Regions from separate parts of the Homo sapiens genome. Here all the other regions are linked to region 2. Evidence: chromatin contacts called from ENCODE Hi-C or POLR2A ChIA-PET data. All regions are on one chromosome and are shown on one strand. The core of a region is the stretch at or near the end of the contact, and the rest is flanking DNA. Distances in the headings are between cores, read along the strand shown.

The links. Hi-C counts contacts between places; a loop is a spot of excess contacts on that map. ChIA-PET counts read pairs that join two places held with the same protein, here RNA polymerase II (POLR2A). Pooled maps may share reads with other maps.
Region 1: a map of tibial artery shows a loop between it and region 2 (2.8-fold over the local background). The contact joins two enhancer-like sites. A Hi-C loop is called at or near these places in 1 of 168 maps with a recorded cell type or tissue (tibial artery). POLR2A ChIA-PET finds 5 or more read pairs at or near these places in 1 of 52 experiments (A549).
Region 3: a map of ascending aorta shows a loop between it and region 2 (11-fold over the local background). The contact joins two enhancer-like sites. A Hi-C loop is called at or near these places in 2 of 168 maps with a recorded cell type or tissue (ascending aorta and sigmoid colon) and 8 of 50 pooled maps. POLR2A ChIA-PET finds 5 or more read pairs at or near these places in 2 of 52 experiments (A549 and AG04450).

What each region holds. Positions count from the first base shown.
Region 1 is chr9:115,614,605-115,617,760 of GRCh38, reverse strand. The region is part of intron 2 of LOC105376235 (a long non-coding RNA gene); the gene reads right to left. Among named protein-coding and RNA genes, the nearest start is that of LINC00474, 310 kb to the left of the region's middle. Within about 2 kb of position 1,785, at least 5 of the 41 ENCODE cell types and tissues checked have a DNase peak (open chromatin) inside an H3K27ac peak, as active enhancers do.
Region 2 is chr9:115,942,833-115,946,236 of GRCh38, reverse strand. The region is part of intron 1 of LOC124902258 (a long non-coding RNA gene); the gene reads right to left. Among named protein-coding and RNA genes, the nearest start is that of LINC00474, 19 kb to the right of the region's middle. RefSeq lists an enhancer at 1,296-2,495. Within about 2 kb of position 1,501, at least 18 of the 41 ENCODE cell types and tissues checked have a DNase peak (open chromatin) inside an H3K27ac peak, as active enhancers do.
Region 3 is chr9:115,648,593-115,651,776 of GRCh38, reverse strand. All of the region lies in intron 2 of LOC105376235 (a long non-coding RNA gene), which reads right to left. Among named protein-coding and RNA genes, the nearest start is that of LINC00474, 280 kb to the left of the region's middle. Within about 2 kb of position 1,521, at least 5 of the 41 ENCODE cell types and tissues checked have a DNase peak (open chromatin) inside an H3K27ac peak, as active enhancers do.

The DNA of each region.
Region 1 (3,156 bases), core at 536-3,035, 330 kb after region 2:
AAAATCCAACGAAATAAAAGAGGAAGCTACAATCATTGTTATGGAAGGACAGGGTGAAGGGACAGACCCTGTAAGAGAGGCAGAGAGGGCACTGAAAATGAATATTATCCACAGAAATGAGCGTTGACCACAAAAGTCCTTCTAGATTATATGTCAACATGGAAAATAAATGGAAAAGAAAGGGCCAGCTCCTGTCCAGTCCACAGAGCTTCTATAATGAACCACACTGATACTTGGTGCCCCTAAAGGCTCACATAGCCCATAAAATTTAACTATAGAAACTGGGATATCCACCCTTGTTTTGTTGATAACTCACTGTATAACCTTGGAGCATGTCACTTTCCTGCTCTGTCCTTTTATTTTCTCCTTTGTAAAAGGAAGAGATTGGGCTAAATTAGTAGTAAGATTTTCCTTATAACCTCAATGTTCTTTCTTGATATGTGTTATAGCCTCCAAATGCCCAGTATTTACTTCTGCAGGATCTGCACAACCAATCTTTAGATGTATTTCAACTAATCTTTAGATGTATTTCAACTAACACTAAGACAGGGAGTAATTTCTTCTTCAGAGCCTAATGGGCCTCTCAGTAGGATCAAATGCACAGCACTGCTATCCATCCTTGATGAGAGGTCTTATGTAGAGATCTAATTTTACTCCTGTTTACAATTTTACAGCAACACGCTTCATAGGCAGGTACTAGGAGCTTGAGCCAGCAACCGATAAATTTAAGCCAGTCCTTCTACCCCACCATGGCCTGAACACATGCATGGAGTCATCCTGCTGCCCCCTCTCTCCCTTTCTTCTTTCCTTCCTTCCTTCCTTCCTTCCTTCCTTCCTTCCTTCCTTCCTTCCTTCCTTCCTCCCTCCCTTCCTTCCTTCCTCCCTTCCTTCCTTCCTTCCTTGAAGGAGGAGAATATGAATGTAATGGAAATGAATGGCCATTCAGCATTGGTGCTGCAGAAATTGGTGAAATGAAAACATATTATTGGTTTCCTTGAAAATGCAGTCAAATTTCCAGGCTCCTCAAAAGCTTATTGAGATACTAACTACTTCTGAATCCAGAGTAAATGCAATTCATTTTACTGGCTTTGTAACCTTGGGTATCTGCAGAGTTGTTAGAACAGCTGACAGAGCAACAAACGGCCAAATTCACAGATCTGGATTCCAGTTCTACAGCTTTCTTACCGAGTAGCTTTAGGCAATATTATTTCACCCTTCAGCCTCAGTTTTATTCTTAAGGAAATGGGAAACGTCTTTACAACAATAATTTGATTAGATTCATTGCATCTGTACCAATAGCACTATTCTTGTACATGACCCTTGGCTCAGAGTAGCTCTTTAGAACTTAGGGTTTGCAAATATAATCAGAGGAAAGAAACTGGATAGAGAGTAGAAGAGATTACAAAAATGAAAACAAAAACAAATATGAAGATATGGAGCAACTGGTACTTGCCAAGAATTTGCTAGGTACTTTCATAGATATTTTATTTGCTTAAAAAAGGGAGCCTAATGACTGAGACATTGCTGTCTTATTTTCTGTACAGATAGATTCCCCTCACTCTCCCACCAAAAGAAAGCCTAAGTCATCTAGGTCAGATTCATATGTACTATTGTTTTTTGTCTCAGTAGCTAGGTGCGAGACTCTTCTGGAATTTGCCTGGGGGTAATAACCATAACCCCCAACACCACTATCACTCTAACATTTTGTGAGGTTGCTTACTTTCTTCTGCATACTCATAACATTCTGATGAGAAGGAGGTGACTCAGCCATAGACTAAGAGGTGAATAAGCATCACCAGCCTCATTCAATTATGGGGCCAGAGGGAAAGGCAGTGTCTGCAAAAGTCACAACAGATTTTTGAAACAGTTTCTCTTCCAGCCTCTGCAAAACCTGCTCATTCAATTCCTTTTCTGTTGATGACTTTGGCTTCTGAGACAGGGCCTTTCTCTGGCGGCCCAGAGCTCTGACAATCCCCCAAATGTCAGGGGCTTGGAGAGCTCTTTGGGGTAAGGTATCCAAAAGGACAAGGCTCCCAAGCCTCAGAATCTTTGCTGAGCTCTGGAGTTTCCAAAGCTCCAGTCTCTTTCGGAGACACTGAGTTGCAAATGTGAATTGTTGGAACTCCTAATCCACAGCCTCTTGGGTGTTCTAACAGCTTGGGCTCCTTTTCTGCCTTGTGATTAATTACAATCAGCAAGCCAGGTTTCATGGGACCCCACTTCTACAGCAGCCACAGTCAACTTAACTTAGACATTTGGAGCAAAAACCCAGCTCAGACTGAGTGTCCTTCACTAGTCTACTACAAAAGGAAGACTTATGGCAGGAAAAAGCATTCTCATCCCTTTCTCTCTTCAATTCAGGGTAGATGAGGAGACATGTGTTAAGGCAGAAAACGTGATGGACAGGACCATCTGGTCTAGGTCGTAGTTGCAATCCTAGCCTTGACCTCTACTATCTATGTAATGCTGGTCAGCTGACTTCTCTAAGCTCTTGTAATCCTCATGGGGTTAGCAGGAGGGGGCCATGCTCTATCACATAATGAACAGGAGGCAACATACATGATAAAGTATCCTTGGCTTCTTCTTTTCCAAGGCTGTATACAATATCACATAATGTAGGCAGTGGTTAGTTGATCACAGGGCTGCGTGTCTGACATTCCCACTGGGACTGGGTACTTTCCTCCACATGTATTTATTACTCATCTCTATGTCTTGCTTTAACTATTACCTCTGCCTGGAAGGTCCTTCATCCAAACACAGACCTTCAATTCTTTCACCTGAGGCACCAATGCCACTGGGAATCATTTCTCCTCTGTAATCCAAAAGCATCCTCTACCTATCCCAGTCATGACAGTCACCACTTACCATATCAGTTTATCATTATCTCTTTATCTCCCTGGCATAGAGGAAATGCTTAGTTAATGCTTGTTTACTTAAATAAATAACTCATGTCAGGAATAGATCACATTCTTCATAATCATAAAAATAGCAAACTTGAGTAGCCCTCCAGCACTTACAAAGAATATATATATATAGAATGGGGTTAATACTACAGCTTTGAGTTGCTATATAGCAATTCTTAAAGCTGTAGCATTAACCCCATTCAATAGATGCAGATACTGGGGTTCTCAGTTACAGAATGGGAACACAAACATA
Region 2 (3,404 bases), core at 252-2,751:
TCTTCATTGCAGATATGAAACCTAAAATTCATTTTGGAAAAGAACAAAATGGATCATAAAGTAGATTAAATTCTAATTAATGACATTCATACTGGAGAATTGGGTGAAATGTAGTGATGCCTTCCAACTTAGTTTTAAACATGTCACAAATAAGATAGATTGATGGAGAGAGAGGGGGGAGATCTAGAGAGAGGTATGTGATAAGACAATTATATTAATAGTGAAAGGTTAGTTACAGAATCTGAGTGGTAGGTATATGTATGTTTACTATAAAAATACTTAAACTATACTGTTTATTTGAAAATTTTTATAATAAAATCCTGAGAAAAAATAAATTATAGAGAAATTGATTCAGATCTCTTAAAAATAACCATATTGGAGCCTACAATGATTAGATCAAAATACTAGTTTTTTAGGTAGAATTTTCCAGCATAGTAATAAATCTTCATATTTATGCAAGGTTTTATTGTCCACCAAGTACAAAGTGTGATGATTGAGGGAAAAGACTCTGGAGCCAGACTAGCTGATTTCTGATTACTATCTATGAATAAACCATTTAACTTCTTGGTCTCTTAATTCCTTTGTTAGTCGAATCTGTGTAATAATTCTCCTAGGGTAGTTGTGAAGAGTAAATAAATCAGTAAATGTAAAATGCTTAGAAAGTGCTAAGAAGCAAATAAGCTCTATATTAATGCCATCTATTATAATTGTAATAATAATTGTTATGCCTTCCTCATTAGTTCTTAGGACAGAAATGGTTACTCTGCTTTTCAGCTGAAGTAACTGAGGTCTAGAGAAATATCTCTTGCCCAAAGCCATATGGTTTCATTTTAGGTGATACTGGGTCTAAAGTTAAGTCTTCATTGCCTCTTTCAAATATGCTTCTCCTTGTGTTCCAACTCCCATTGCAATGTCCAATCAAATTGAGGTGCAAAGAAATGCTAAGTGCCTGGCTGGGTGCCTGGCACATGGTAGGCACTTAAAAAGTAGGTGAATGATAAAAGTTCATTTATAGCACTTACTGTGTGTGTTACCCTGCTAATCACTATACATTATCTCAAAGAATCCTTGTAAAAGCTCTAAGAGTTTTGTTTTACTGCCCTGACTTTCCAGATGAGAGCAGAGGCTTTAGAAAGGGTATGTTGCCCAAGATCCCACAGCTAGCAAGTCTGAACCACAGATCCATCTGGTTCCAAAGCCCATGCATTTTTAACAACCCTGCAACACTTTCATGAATGAAGGGAGGCTGCTTCAAAGCTTAGCCGAATGGTAGAAATTAGGGGACATGAGCCATTTTACCCTTAATCCACAGTGCCTTCCCCTAAGTCCTTCTCATCATAGATGCATTGTATTACTAGCAAATGTGAATGTTTTGATGAATTAGGCAAAACACTCCAACTGCCTGTACATTGCAACATCTTCCCTTCAAAGGCCAGGGAATGTAGACTGTACGTTCTTTGTCCAGCTTGTCTGAATGCGTCAACGCTGTCTGGGAGGCACAGAGGTGGATGCTTTCCTAGCAGGGGTGAGGCCCCTCCTGAATGTCCAGCTCCCGTATTTGTAACATTGCCATGTGCTGCCACTGGGCCAAGGAATGAAGGGGCCTATGGTCCCAGCCTCCTCAGATTACGCAAGCCAAGAAAAATGTGCAAATCGCATGAGAAAAGCAGGCAGTCCCCAAACATCTTTATTTGTTCATTTCTGTGCCCTGATGCTTTGATTGCAGCCCTGCACTTAGAAATTTCAAGATAAGTATCAGCAGCTGGACACTGGGTAAATCAGAGGCACAGATTCCGTGTAAATACTGAAGTTTCGAAAGCACAAACTTATGTCCAATAGCTTGGAGCACAGGACCCAGTGGAAAGTGGGGGAGTGGTGTTCTGGCTTTGGCAGAGTCAACCTTCTGAGAAACTCATGGACATGTCTGTGCATGCCTGAACTTGTCTGACAAAGCCAAGCAGAGATTTCAGGATTGGCCAGATTCAGACACAAGCGGCCTGCTTGCTCGGAACCAAAATGGAACAGTCAGAGGAAGTGCAGGATTAGAAAGAAGAAACAAAAGATTACAGTCTGAAATCTGTTAACAGCAGAGGTTGCATGGTGAATGACCATGCTGATGACAATAAACTAAGCTGTCATCTATTGAATGGCTCACTGACAAGATCCCATATTAGGCTTTTTGTGTCCATTCACATAGTTAATTCTCCTAACAATCCTCAAGTTTTGATGGACTTTACCAGATTTTATAAATTTTAAAAAAAGAATAAAAAGGAAAGAAAGGGAGATGGAATGGTAAAACCACTATCTCAAAGTCAGGAACTAGCCAGTAAGAGGAAACAGGTTAGCAACACATGCTTGTCAGAGCCAAGGACCAATTTGTATCTTAAACTGCCCCCATGATCAATGAACATGAATTTAAACAAATGATAATCCCAGAACCTAAATCTGCCTCCCTGCAGTTAGAATAAATAATAACCATTGTGTGCCATTTTACAGTTCTCAAAGGGGTTATGTAATCTACATATACTGGAGACAGAAAAGAGAAAACTGTCCAGTTGGGTTTTGCTCCTAGGACAATAACAGTTCATATACTAGTTGTAAATAGTAAACACACCATTTTTTTTTTCTTCCTGACAGAAGGGGGATTTTGTCTGAGAAGAGAAAAAAAAAATGAGAGAGAGACAGCAGCTTTCTATTCAGAGACTAAATTAATGGGTAGGGCTGATCTCTTGGCATAATATGAGCTGTGAGGAGAGAGTTTGCTGATGAGATCTGTCAAGAACATAACAAGAAGATAGACTGGAAGAGTCTGGACCACACTGGGTGTGACAGCAGCCTCATCAGCTCAGCTAAGAGTAGATATATTGGTAAGAAAAATTAGAACAATGGGTAAAGCAAGATAACTAATGCTGTAGTTATGCTGTGAAGCTTATTTTGTTATTTAGGATTCTTTGGTTGCAAGTAACAGAATCCAACTCAAGGCAGCATACACAAAAATTTGTGAGATCTAATATAAGCACATGGAGATTTCTCTCAGGACAGCAAATACTAAAGATAAGGTAAATATGAAAATGAAAATTCAAGGTGGCTGGCAGAGTATAAAAACATGATCCTGGAGAGCATGACAGAATCCAAATCTTGAAGTTCTTTGTAGATTTCATTAAAGCACTTTAATTTCCTTGTAAATGTAGCAAGTGGCCAAGAAATGGGAAGTAATGTTATCAAAATGCAGGAAAATGGGATTATCAGATACAATACCACTTGAGCTGCTGTATGGGATAGAGAAAGGAAGTATGAAGGGTTGCTGTTGGTTGATTTTTTTGACTATGTATATAGTAGTGCCATAAATTGTGATAAGGAACATCAAAATGCAGATATGGGGTTGGAGGAAAAAGTTTGTGATG
Region 3 (3,184 bases), core at 272-2,771, 290 kb after region 2:
AGGAGAGATAACAGTGGCTAATAGTAGTTCTCTGAAGATGTAGGGTGACATCCTAGCCAATCATCCTCAGACTCTCTGCCATCTATGAGGAAATTCTAGTTTGCTTAGCCTGGAATTCAAAACTTTTTATGTTCTGTTTCTTGAGAACATTTCCTGCTTTCTGTTCAATTAATCACTCTTGTAAAACCTAGCTTTAGCCAAATTTGATTCCTTACTTTCCTCCAGCTATACCCAGAGCTCTACATCTTTTGTAGTTTTTCTAGTGTTGTTTCCTATGTCTGATTTTGTCTGTTAAATGTATACCCTTCTTCCACAGCAAGATTCAAATGTTAGATCCTTCATGAAACCATCCCTGATGGTATCATCTAATGAGCTGCTCTCCTTCCTCTGTTGTCCTATTACTTTTTGGATATTTTATTGACTAGGATGTTATTGACTGCCTTTAGAATTCCTTGTCTCAAATTACTTCAATAATAAAGACAATGTATTATCTCACAAGTCTGGAGGTGAAATGACTGCAAGGCCAATTAATTTAACAGCTCAACAATGTCATAAAAGACTCACATTCTTTCTACCTTCCCCATCTTCTAACCTAGCTTTAGTTCCCTTGGTAAATCTAAAACAGCCACCCAGTTACAAGTGTCTCCTACTGATATAAAAATGTCCAGTGGGTGATGGAAGCTTTTGTTGGTTTCTTTTGAAGAACATGAAAACCTTTCCAAGAATCTGCCTATCAGACCTCCCTACATGTTTCATTGACCAAAATTATGTTACATGCTCATTCCTAAACCATTCATTGGCAAGGAGAATGCAATTTCCATGACTGGGCTCATTGAAATACATGTTTAATGGGAGGATTTTCTAAACAAATGACAGTGCTCTTAGCAAGAAGTGGTGGTAATTGGTGAACAGTTGGCTAAGCTGCTAACTCCTTTCCTCAAGCAAGTATACTCTTTCCATTTATATGATAGTTGTCTATTCCTGTGTTTTGTTTTGTTTTTTATTAAACTCAAGTCTCCTTGAAGACAGATTTTTGCTTTATGATTAAAGGCATCAGCTTTGAAGCCAGGACACACCAGTATTGAAATTAGGGTGACAAACTCATCCCAATTTTCCCAGGATTTTCCCAACGTTAGCACACAAATTCCCACATCCATAGAAAGTTCTTAGTCCTGGGAAAAGAAGAATATTTGGTCACCCTAGTTGAAATCTCATCTCTGCCATATACTGACCACATAAGTTGGGATTCCAGTCATTAGATTTCCCAGTGTTTCATTCAAGACCTGCTTCTTGAATGTCCATAATGTGCCAGACACTGTTTTCAGAAAGCTCTCCTTGTTTTTCTGATCACTCTAGCACTAGCTGTTTGATTTCCCGCAATCGTGCTAAAGCTTCCCCTGGACTGCCTTCTGCGTGACCCCCTCTCTGCACCCCATCACTCAGAGATGATGTCAGAGGAAGCCTGGCCGCCTGACGAATGGGGCTTGGGAAATCCCCAGGAGTTTTCAGACACTGTTTCTGGCCTGAAAAACAAAACACTCGTGAAACAGCCAAGGGTCCCAATCTGCTCAGGGAACATGTTGTCCTCTCCTGTTTGCAGGGCCATTTCTTGGACAAGCAGCAGCTCTGTTTGCTGGACTTTTGGCCCCATGCAGTCACTGTGAGGCAAGGCACATCTCACACAAACGGGCCAGTGAAATGAGGTAATTGCGGCTTTCGATGAATGCTATTTCTGTCTCATGGGCTATGCTGGCTGGGATATGAAGAACAAGAGTTAGTGTATCTGACACATTATGGCTTTCTCCACAAAGTGGAAATAGATAACGCAGGAATGGGAAAGTCCCTCTCTGTTTTCTTCTCCTAATGATGAGTGAATATTCCATGCACATGCTATTTTCAGGCAAGACCTGCACCATGTTGGAAAGTCTTTACAATTGCCAGAACATTCCCGTTTGGGCACAAAAAATGACCTTTCAACATGATTTAATACAACTATATGGAACATAATCTATGTGTCGAGCGTGTTATACACGTCATCTATTTTCCTCTTCACAAGGACCCTCAGAAATAATTAGTTTTCCTACTGTAGAAACTAGTAAATATGACTCAAAGTGGTGAAACTCCAGGACACAGAACTAACATGTATGTGCAAGGCCAGGGTGGGTACCAAAATATCTTCTCTCCATAAGCTAAAGCCATTTACTGCACCAGTGCATATTTTAGTCATTTAAATTAGATTATTTTCCCTTGAAGTATATTTTATTCTGTCATATTACTTCAAAATGGGAACTATAACATAATTTCTTTTTAACCCAGAGTTGTCACTCTTCACAGTGACATTCTGGACCAGAATATAGTGACAATTTCGCTGAATTTAACAAACTTTGAATTTTCTCACACTGACTGTTTCTGTTTGTTTGAATTCCATGTTTTGTTTTGTTTTTGTTCTTTTGTGTCCGCTCTCATTTAATTTTCCAATACTCACTGACATTGTCCACAGGCCTACCTCTTGGATTCCCTCATCACTATGACTTATTAAATTTATAGTTTTTAATGTGTCAACTAGATAACCAGGTATCATCATTAAGTTATCATATAAAAAAAGAGTAAATGAGCTCTACTCTGGAACTTAAGGGGCTATTTCATGACTAAAATTTAAAACTTGGTTTAGTAGGCACATTTAGTTATCCATAGGAAGAAGCCTTGGGTTGAAAATATTTGGTAAATAGCAGGCTTTTTGGAATTAGAGTTCTAGTGCTAGTCCATCATATTCTAACTCATAGACCTTGGCATCCATTTAACCTTTCCAAGTCTCAGTTTTTCTACCAGAAAAATTGGAAACATGCATAATATGCACGCTATCTTTGCAAATGTTAGGCACATCATGTATGAGAAAAACTGTTTACAAAGTGCCTGGTGCCTAGCAAGCTTCATAAATGCGAGCTATGTATTATTATTGGGGGTTATTTTATATCCTCTCATTTCACTGCCTACTCATAGGTCACAGGCTGTGCTGGAAATAGTAATCTCCAAATAAGTGAGATATCTTTGTGTTTATAAATGTGTCTACAGGTTCATAGTGCCATTTCCATGAAGACTGCCCAAGCATGTTTTTGTCTAGAAAGTGGTAGATAGACTGTAACTGTGCCATTAATTACTTACTGGGTAATCAAATGACCTGCGC